Linked DNA regions of Mus musculus: region 1 is linked to region 2. The links are chromatin loops, found by intact Hi-C in ENCODE. Cell type or tissue: heart. All regions are shown on one strand.

Region 1 (5,000 bases), 170 kb before region 2:
TCTATTGGAAGTGTTCCCCAGATAAATTAACATTTCTGAAACACTCTTGGGGGACTGACCTTTAGAATATGTAACAACTTGGTAGAAAAACAAGCAAAGAGGCTGGGCACAGTCAGAGGCTTCTATAACTCCAGCTATGTGGGAAGCTGGGGGGAAGATACACTTGTGTTCAAGGGTTTGAGGCACACCTGGGCAAAAGTGAGATTCTATGTGGGAAAGGAAAAGGGAGGGGAGAAACAAGGAGAAGCAGAGGGAATGGTGGGGGGGGATAGAAACGGGAGGAGCAAAAGGAGGGGGAGGAGCAGAAGGAGGGGAGGAGCAGAAGGAGGGGAAAGAGCAGAAGGAGAGGGAGGAGCAGAAGGAGGGGAGGAGCAGAAGGAGGGGAGGAGCAGAAGGAGGGGGAGGAGCAGAAGGAGGGGAGGAGCAGAAGGAGGGGAGGAGCAGAAGAAGGGGGAGGAGCAGAAGGAGGGGGAGGAGCAGAAGGAGGGGAAGGAGCAGAAGGAGGGGAGGAGCAGAAGGAGGGGAGGAGTAGAAGGAGGGGGAGGAGCAGAAAGAGGGGGAGGAGCAGAAGGAGGGGAGGAGCAGAAGGAGGGGGAGGAGCAGAAGGAGGGGAGGAGCAGAAGGAGGGGGAGGGACAGAAAGAGGGGAAGGAGCAGAAGGAGGGGAGGAGCAGAAGGAGGGGAGGAGCAGAAGGAGGGGGAGGAGCAGAAGGAGGGGGAGGAGCAGAAGGAGGGGAGGAGCAGAAGGAGGGGGAGGGACAGAAAGAGGGGAAGGAGCAGAAGGAGGGGAGGAGCAGAAGGAGGGGAGGAGCAGAAGGAGGGAGAAGAGGGAAGAAGCAGCTGATGACTGCATTCACCTTGAGAGGGGAGAGAGCACAAAGATTGGCCTGAGTCCCCAAGAAAGCTCTGAGCAGTATACAAATTAAGACAAGACACCAACCCATACTTACCAGATTGGCAAAAAGTAGGATGTGATCTAGGAGTGTTAGCATGGACTCAGGAAACAAGATCCCTGTGTCTGCTGGCTACACACTGACAATCTTAAGGAAACTTAGAGCAAGCCTGCCTCCTGGCCAAATGTCCCCAGAGAAACATGCTAACGGTCAGAGGGTGGCTCCAAGGGCTTCCTGTCAGGACTGCCTGCACCAGTGTCCACCACTAAAGAAATAAATTGTGCCAAGGAAGATGGCACTGAGTTAGAACTGAACAGCAGGAATATAAGTCCATGTAGTAAGCTGAAGACGCAGGGGGTGAGACCTAGACCGACCACAGTTTATGTAAATCAGCAACTAGAGCTACTGACGTGGCCCAGCAGATAAAGGTGCTTGCCACCAAGCCTGACCATCTGAGTTCAAGCCCTGGAACCCACCTGGTGGGAGGATAGAATACGGTCCTACAAGTTGTCCTCTGACTGCCACATACATGTGCACTATGGATCTCTTTGAGTTCAAGGCCATCCTGGCCTACATAGAGAGCTCCAAGACAGCCAGGGCTACATAAAGAAACCCTGTCTCCAATAAATAAAACTTCAAGAGCCTATGAGATAGTTCAGTGACTAAAGGCACTTGCTGTCAAGGCTGATGACCTGATTTCAGTCCTCGGGACCCACATATTGGAAAGAAAGAACTTGACTCCCAAAAGTTGCCTTGTAATCTCCACATGGCCCTCGCACCCATAAATAAGTAAAAATAAATACATAAATAAAATCTTAATTTAAATTACTTTTTAATGTAGGCACATTAAGAATCATCATAAGAAAGAATACATGTTCTCAAAATGTGGAGTTCAAATTGACAGTACAACCTCAGCCGGGCGTTGGTGGCGCACGCCTTTAATTCCAGCACTCTGGCGGATTTCTGAGTTCGAGGCCAGCCTGGTCTGCAGAGTGGGTTCCAGGACAGCCAGGGCTATACAGAGAAACCCTGTCTCGAAAAAAAAAGAGAGAGAGCGTGACACAGTACAACCTCGTCAGCACCGTAGGATAATTGAGACAAAAAGAGAAAAGTGATCGCAGTCTCAGTGCGGACGCTTTCAAAGAAATAGAATTCAACACGAAAGTCCCACAAGATGGCGCCCTTGCATCCCAAAACCATGCCCAGGCACCCGCACGGAAGAAGGTAGGAGCAAGGCAAGGACTGTCTCAAAGGCCAGTCTGAAAGAAAACACTGCAGGCAGCATGAACTGCCACGCCCTGGTGAGTATTCAGAAGACTGCGCCTGCTGCCCGCTGGTTGGCGACGGGCTGTATTTGAAGAGGAAGGAAATGAAGCCCGGGGCAGTTCCTTCCGAGTCTTCACCACCAGAGCTTTTCTGATGGCGGTGTGCCTTTGTTTTGGTGGAATCGATCCTCCTTCCACGAGAGTGAAGTGAGAGATGACGTTTTTTTGCTTACAGCATTCGGGTTTGCAGAGGATTTGTGAGAAGTATTTGATGGTGAGAAAAACACTAATTCTAAGGCCCAGAAAAAGACAAACTATGACTATTTTCTCCTCAAATATATTGAGTCATAATTTTATCAACTATCATTACAGCATCATTTCAGAGACTAAAATCTGGAAATCACATAAATATCCAGCACCATGAAGAGGGATAAGTAGATTATATGATTGAATTCTTGGCGACCACTTCAAGTGTGAGAGGGTATGCTGGGCTAGTCTTCTGTTAACTTGACACAAGCTTGAGTCACCTGAAAGAAGGGAGCCGCAATTGAGAAAATGCCTCCTTAAGATCCAGCTTTAAGGGTGTTTTGTCAATTAATGATCATGGAGGAGTATCAGGCCCATGTGTGTGGTGCTGTCCCTGGGCAGGTGATCCTGGGTTCTATAAGAAAGCAGACTGAGAAGTCAGTAAGCAGAACCCTCCATGGCCTCTGCATCAGCTCCTGCCTCCAGGTTCCTGCCCTGTCTGAGTTCCAAACCTGACATCCTTTGGTGACGAACAGCAGTGTGGAAGTATAAGCTGAATAAACCCTTTCCTCCCCAGCTTGCTTTTGGTCATGGTGTTTCATTGCAGCAATAGAAACCCTAATTAAGACAGTGTATAAATTAAGTTGCAGGATCCTGCAGATGGAAAAGGGATTGTCTCACTGTTCCAGCCTCCTTTTTCCATACACACTGGGCTCTATGATGCTAGGCAGCGACCTGGGGATGCTGGTTGCCTTTACCTGCTGGCTGGCAGCATCCTGACCTCTGCCCACAGTGAGCAGTACAAGGGAGGCTTCAAGCCTGGGGTTGGAAAACAAGCCCTGTGATATCTCCAGTCTCGGCCTGCATCCCTGCATCATCCCTGCAGTACCAGTCTCTGGCTGCTTTTTTTTTTTTTTTTTTTTTTTTTTTTTTTTTTTGGCAAGCCTAGAACCAACTCCATTGTTTGTGCTCTCCGAAGCCCCACTAGCCTTTTCCTCTGGGCATCCTTTCCTAATCGCGTAGGACTGACTGTTCCTTCAAGCCTCTAGACTACAATAACTCCAACCTCTTGCCTTTATGCTCAGGCCGTGAACATGATAGTTGCTTCCAGCAGGGATTTCTCTGTGTTACTCCAGTGCTCTCTCTGGTTAAAATTCCCTAATACCTATTTCAAACACTTCTTTTTCTTTAATCAAATTTTCTGTTATGCTTTTTAAATTAATTTATTTATTGTATGTGCACCGGTGTTTTGCCTGCGTGTGCGTCTGTGTTGGATTCTGGAGTTACAGACAGCTGTGAGCTGCAGTATGGGTGCTGAAAATTGAACCCAGGTCCTCTGGAAGAACAGCCAGTGCCCTTAACCAATGAGCCCTCTCTCCAGCTCTGCTGTTACAATACTTAATGTGGAGTATGATAAAATGACCCTGAGCCAGGAAATAAAAATAGATGCCTATCTAGAGGGAGGACTGTCTTAGTTACTCTTCTATTTCTGTGATAAGACACCATCACCAAGGCAAATTGCAAAGAGAAACGCTTATTTGGGGCTTAAACTGCCATAGGGTTAGAGCTTATGACCACCGTGGTGTGAAGCACGGCAGCAGGCAGGCAGGCATGGCATTGGAACAGTAGCTGAGAGCTCTCATCTTGAGACACAACCATGAAGAAGGGAGAAAGAAAACATTCAGAATGGGCTAGCTTTTGAACCTCAAAGCCAGACCCTAGCAACACACTTAGTTTAATAAGACCATGCCCCCTAGTCATTTCCAAATAGTTCCAGGAGCATTTGAGGACCATTCTCATTCAAACCGCCACCCAGAGAACAAAGGCCACAGTTCATTTCCTTCCTCTTCCTTCACCCAACAGCAGCTGCTTCTGAGCACTTGTAAACATTCACCAGGGTGTGGCAAGTCTAAAGACTTGGTGCTGTGAATTCTGTGTGAAAGAATTTTTTATTTTGTTTTTGTTCGTTTGTTGAGAGGGTCTGTGTAGCCCTAACTGTCCTAGAACACACTCTTGTAGACCAGGCTTTGAACTCTCGGGTCTGCCTGCCTCTTGTCTTCTGAGTACTGGGATTAAATGTGCATGCCACCATGCCCAGCTACTTATTTCATACCAAGCCTACCCATATATACATGTATTATGCATAAAATTTCACTTAATCCCCATAACAAATGCTATGAAAATGGCACTCGTTATATAGTAGCAGAACCTAGTCTGAGGATAATAGACAAAATCTACAACATCCATTGTTAATGAAAGATGAAATGGAGACTTGAACCCAAATATCTGATTCTACAATCTGTATTTTCCCTACTAAACCCTTAAAGACCTTGTTATGGTCTGGATGCCATTTGACATCCCCAAAAATGCATGATTGAAGCTTGGCCCCCAGTGGAGTGATGTTTAAAGGTGGTTGTGGGGCATTGGACTATGCACAGACAACCTGGTTTCCGGTCAAGGCTAGATGTTGAACCCCTGGACCCGGTGGTGATAATTCACCTACATGAGATGGAAGGAGTTCTCTCATGTCTCCTAGAACCCTGCCTCCTGTCCAAGTTACTGCCCCTTCAGCCCCCACAAGAGAAGCATGGTTAGTA
Region 2 (5,000 bases):
CTGCTTCTTTCTAGATGATTCTGTCTGTCAAGGACCAGGGACACCAGTAGGTGCTGTTTAACATAACCTCTTAAAAAGACAGTACCTGGGGTGTTCTAGGACCAGCACCTCCTACAAAATGTGGGGGAGAGATGGAGAGAAAATCAAAACCCTGAAGGAGACCAGGTGGTAGCTTTCTGAGGTGTCACTGAAGCATCCTCCTAGCCTGTGCTTCAAATGGCTCTTGAGTCTGGAGAGGGCAGACAGAACCAAAGCACTTGACCCTTCCAGGCCCCTGCTGAGCTCCACTCTGACACAGAAAGGTCTTGACTTTTTCTGCTCTGGTCAACTGTTTATATTTTGAGACACAGTCTCATATAGCACAGGCTGACCATAAACTCAGTGTAGCCAAGGATTCTGAACTCCTGCTCTTCTGATGCACCCAACTTCATGGGGTTGGTTTTGTTTGTTTGTTTGGGGAGGGGTGGGTTGTGCAATAGGAGTTGCCATGGCTAGAACTCAGGGCCTCCAGCTTGCTAGGTGGGTGCTGTACACTGAGCCACACTGCCAGTCCCTTGGCTGGTTTTATGACTGGAGTGTTTGGAGAACACACCGGGACGCTCTGTGGAAGTCCTCCTTTGTGCATTTGCGTGTCTGAGTTAGAGTGACAGAGGGGTGGGATGGTTTGTGAGCCACCCCTGGGGTTTAAATTCCAGTCAGAGTGGGACTTTGCCTGACTATTAGGTCCCAGTGTCTAGGGCCAGGAATGTCATCTAGGAACCATGGTTTAGAAAGAGAAATATTATTCGTGTGTGTGTGTGTGTGTGTGTGTGTGTCGGTCTGTCTGTCTGTCTGCAAGTATGTCCAGTTTAGTTCCATGACATTAAATGTATTCTTGTCACGGTGGCAGATAGCATTTGTCTATTACCTCAGGGCATCAGGCCGTCACTTCCTGTTTCTTTGCTTCTGATTAGTCTCTGTTCTGTCCCTGGATTTGCTTACTCTAGGTATGCATCGTGAGCGGAGTGGTACTGTGTGCTTTGTGAGCAGCTACTTCATTCAACACATGTCTCTAAGGCCATCTGTCTACCTTGTGGCCTGTAATGGGACTTCCGTGTTAAGACTGAGCAGTAGGGCGTGGACATGGGAGGCTTTGCAGTGGTCTTGTGAGAACTGTCCTTAGTCAATTTTTTTTTTTTTTTGCTTGTTTGTTTTTGTTTTATTTTGGTTTGTTTTTGAGACAGAGTCACAAAATGTATCTCTGGATGGTTTGGAACTTGCTGTGTGGACTAGGCTAGCCTTGGGATTAATCACAGAGAGATACACTTGTTTCTGCCTCTGGGATTAAAAGAGTGTGCCACCATGCCTGGCCGTATTTTGTTTGGCCATTGGAGTCATACTCAGAGAAAGGGCATTGCTGTGGATGGAGCTCTCCCTGCCCAGACCAGTTCTCTGTGCTCTACAGTACCTGCTAAGGATGTAGGAGGACTGCTTTTGAATAGGTATCTCCTGGCTGAATGTGGCCATATGTCAGGTCCTAGAGGGGGTGAACAGAGTGCTCTGCCTGTCTCAGACAGCTTGCAGAAAAGCCCACTGGTCCATCTTGTAGGCAGATACTGCACTGGAGTAGGTGTGTGGGAGTGACAGTTGGTCCCTTAGGTTGCTGTCCAGGGGGAGTGAGCAGTTCTCAGTGAGTTTGTTCTCAGTGGAGTATAGGCCTGTGCCATTTAGAAGAGAGGAAAGACCTGGTGCTTTTAACTTGCATGGGATCTCAGAGTCTACTCTGCCCTGGCTGTTGGGCCATGGTCACTTCTGTGTGCAGCCTGGTGCCTGCTTGCAGGACTGTCTTCAGTGGGCTTGGAACACCACTGGATTGGCATTTTCCCTGGGACTTTTCTCCTTTTCAGACCATCCTCCCACCCTGACTGACAAAGGAGGCACATATGGACACACCTGCTTCCATGTTCATTGTGGCATAGTTTTTGCTTCAATGCTGAATCTGGGCCTGTTCTTGTCTCCTGCCCTGATTAAAACTTTGCGCCTACTTGTTGTGAACACTTAGATGTGTATCACTGTGATACACTATAGCCCTGTCTTGAAAACATCACCAGTTCCAATTAGGCTGGGCCACTTATCTTTATCTTCTAGATGCTAGCCTGGGTTAGAGCCCAAGGGGTTTTTAGTTTTTGGGGTCCCCCCCCACTTTTCTTTCTTTTTTTTCTTTTAAAGATTTATTTATTTATTTTATGTATATGAGTACACCATTGCTCTCTTCAGACACACCAGAAGAGGGCATCTGACTCCATTACAAATGTGGTTGCTGGAAATTGAACTCGGGACCTCTGGAAGAGCAGTTGGTGCTCTTTACTGCTGAGCCATATCTCCAGCTTTCCCATTTTTTTCAAAACAGGTTCTTGGCTATCTTAGAACTCACTCAGATCAGGATAGCCTTGAATTTAGAGACCCACTTATTTCTGCCTCTCTAGTGTTGGGATTAAAGACATGCACCACCATGCCTGGCTTTTTTTTTTAAATCAACTTTTCATTAACACATTTCACATAGGTCTTAAATAATTGATTATTCTGTCTGCTCTCATCTTAACGTTTATGCTGCACAGTCACAGGCTGGCCATTTTTTAATACCTAGTGAGAGAGACACCTTGTATAGATGTTCAGTTTGTATACTGGTCCAAAGTCCTACATGTATGAGGGTGGGATTCATATCACAAATATAACCATTCATTAATGTTGAGCGTATTTGAAGACTCTGGACTACTCTCAGAGGACCTGGACAGCAACCAATCACCATCCTTGATAGTATTGTGCACATTTTCTTCAGAGTGTGCGTGATCACCCTCTTCTGGGACATGTGCTGAGACGATTCCTTTTTTTTTTTCCTGTCCCTGGAAGTTGGTCCAGTTTCTGCCATCCCTTTGGTTTAGACTCTTCCTGCCCGACTGTACCAGGTTATGGCACGTGGTATCAGCGTTGGCTGTATGTGGCGGGTTGTGCTTACCAGACCTGGAAAATGCCCAGGGCAAGAGCTGATGTGTAATGAAATGAAGTGCATCCCGGTTCCCTCCTCACAGCTGCCATGCGCTGGCCAGGACTGGAGGGAAGCATTGGTGTGGGAAGCAAGGCCTTGGAGCAGACCGATCACCACGTCTCCTCCTCCTCTTCCTCCTCCTCCTCCTCCTCCTCCTTTTCGATAGAGACCCTGAGCTTGTGCCAGCATGACCTGAAAGCCACCATGCGTTAGTGCTTGGAGATCTGCACAGGAGAAGAGTACCAAGCAATGAGTGATGGCTGCTGCCACCCATGTCATGGACAAGTGAGCAAGAATCATGCCCTAGGTAGCAAAAGAGAAGCCAGGGGCCTCATAATCCCACAAGAAAAGGACAGAAGCCCGTCAAGCTGTCTTAGTCAGGGTTTGACTGCTGTGAGCAGACACCATGGCCAAGGCAAGTCTTATGAGGACAACATGTAGTTGGGGTTGGCTTACAGGTTCAGAGGTTCAGTCCATTATCAGCAAGGCAGGAACATGGCAGCATCGAGGCAGACATGGTGCAGGAGGAGCTGAGAGTTCTTCTTCATCTGTAGGCAGCTAGTGGAAGACTGACTTCCAGGCAGCTAGGATGAGGGTCTTAAAAGCCCACACCCACAGTGACACAACTACTCCAATAGGGCCATACCTTCTAATAGTGCCACTCCCTGGGCTGAGCATATACAAACCACCACACTGATCCTAGGTATTGGGTTTGGGCAAGGGGTGGTAGTGACATGCCACCTGATGTAGCCATTGACTCTGAGCATGTGAGCTCCTTGTGAATGCTGTCAGCCTAATGATGTATGCACTAGGAAAAGATTGCCCATGGTCCCCAGTCCTCTGTCCCAGCGTCCTCCGAAACAGCGTCTGTTTCAGAACAAATTCCAGGGTAAGCTTGGATGGCTTGAGCCACCAGGGCCTCCTTTGTTGCCCTGTGACCAGGCCTTGGCGCTGGGATGCACAAGTAATATGGCTTAACATGAAATATGGTTTAACAGAACTTTGTATCGCTGCTTTCTTCATAGCCCTGGTCTTGCCTAGCTGTGTGAAAGGGCTAGTAGACCTCTCTATAGTCTGCTTACATCCTTTGGTGGTAAACTCTTATTGTCACAGACCATACCTTCCCAAAGGAATGTTCCAAGAGGAACTTCTATCCTCTGTCCTGATGACCCTATGGCATGTGTGAATAGATAGCTACAGTCTGGTTAAATGCCTGAGACTCTTATGGGCGCTACTTGTACCTTTAAGCCCAGACCACTGGTTTGTGTAACCAGGCCTTGGAGCCCTTCTTTGATCCACCCCAGCATCTGTGGACAGGAGTGCTGCACTGGCTCTAGTCAGCCTCTGGATTCCTGGCCAGGACCCTGCTTCTTACCCAGCTTGTGCACATTTGCCAAAGGCCCTTCTTAATGGAGTCCTGTTGCCTCTGGTTTGTTCCCAGTCTCCAGGAAAGCCTCAGCCTCACTGTTGAAAGCCCTGTGGAGGAGACTGCATTCTTCCTCCAGCTGGAATTCCACTCCCACCCCTCCCCAGGCAGACTCCTTATCTCTTCAGTTTCTCTGACCTTCCCCTCCATCCTCCCATCCTGGGCTTGGATTCCCCTCCTCTGGGGCCTCTCCTCTGCAGCTCATTTGCTTACCTTACTTACCCTCTGCCTCACTTCACTGTAAATTGCTGAAGGTGAGATTCTTAGTCACTCTGTCAGTGCCTGAGACTTCCTAGGCATTCGACCCATGCCTGTGATCTAAGCTGTGGGGAGGCTGAGTCAGGAGGATTGTGAGTTCCAGGCTTACCTTGCCTATATAGCAAGGCCTTATCTCAAAAAAAGATGCCACCAGGGGCTACAGAGATGGCTCAGAGGTTAAGAGAACTTGCTACTCTTTTAGAGGACTAGCGTTTCATTCCTAGCACCTACATGGGTCTCACAGTCAATCATAACTCCAGTTCCAGGGAGTCCAATGTCTTCTGACTCCCA

Evidence for each region. Peaks named below come from ENCODE experiments on the same cell type or tissue, not always from the same donor. Only the 100,000 strongest peaks of a DNase experiment are listed, where the experiment ranks them.
Region 1: it touches region 2 in a loop (2.7-fold over the local background); 2 of 42 quality-filtered maps call a loop at or near these places.

Annotation. Positions count from the first base shown.
Region 1 is chr14:57,907,846-57,912,845 of GRCm38, reverse strand. No RefSeq gene overlaps it. Among named protein-coding and RNA genes, the nearest start is that of Zdhhc20, 20 kb to the right of the region's middle. In heart, a CTCF peak has its summit at 2,072 (motif pointing right); DNase peaks (open chromatin) are centred at 2,155 and 4,245; H3K4me3 peaks cover 655 bases; H3K27ac peaks cover 566 bases.
Region 2 is chr14:57,736,818-57,741,817 of GRCm38, reverse strand. The region is part of intron 1 of Lats2 (large tumor suppressor 2); the gene reads left to right. Gm52140 reads right to left here and starts at 3,231. Exons shown (of 3, transcript XM_030248241.1): 1 at 3,140-3,231. The coding sequence starts at 3,231. In heart, a CTCF peak has its summit at 2,266 (motif pointing right); a DNase peak (open chromatin) is centred at 4,617; H3K4me3 peaks cover 316 bases; H3K27ac peaks cover 1,328 bases.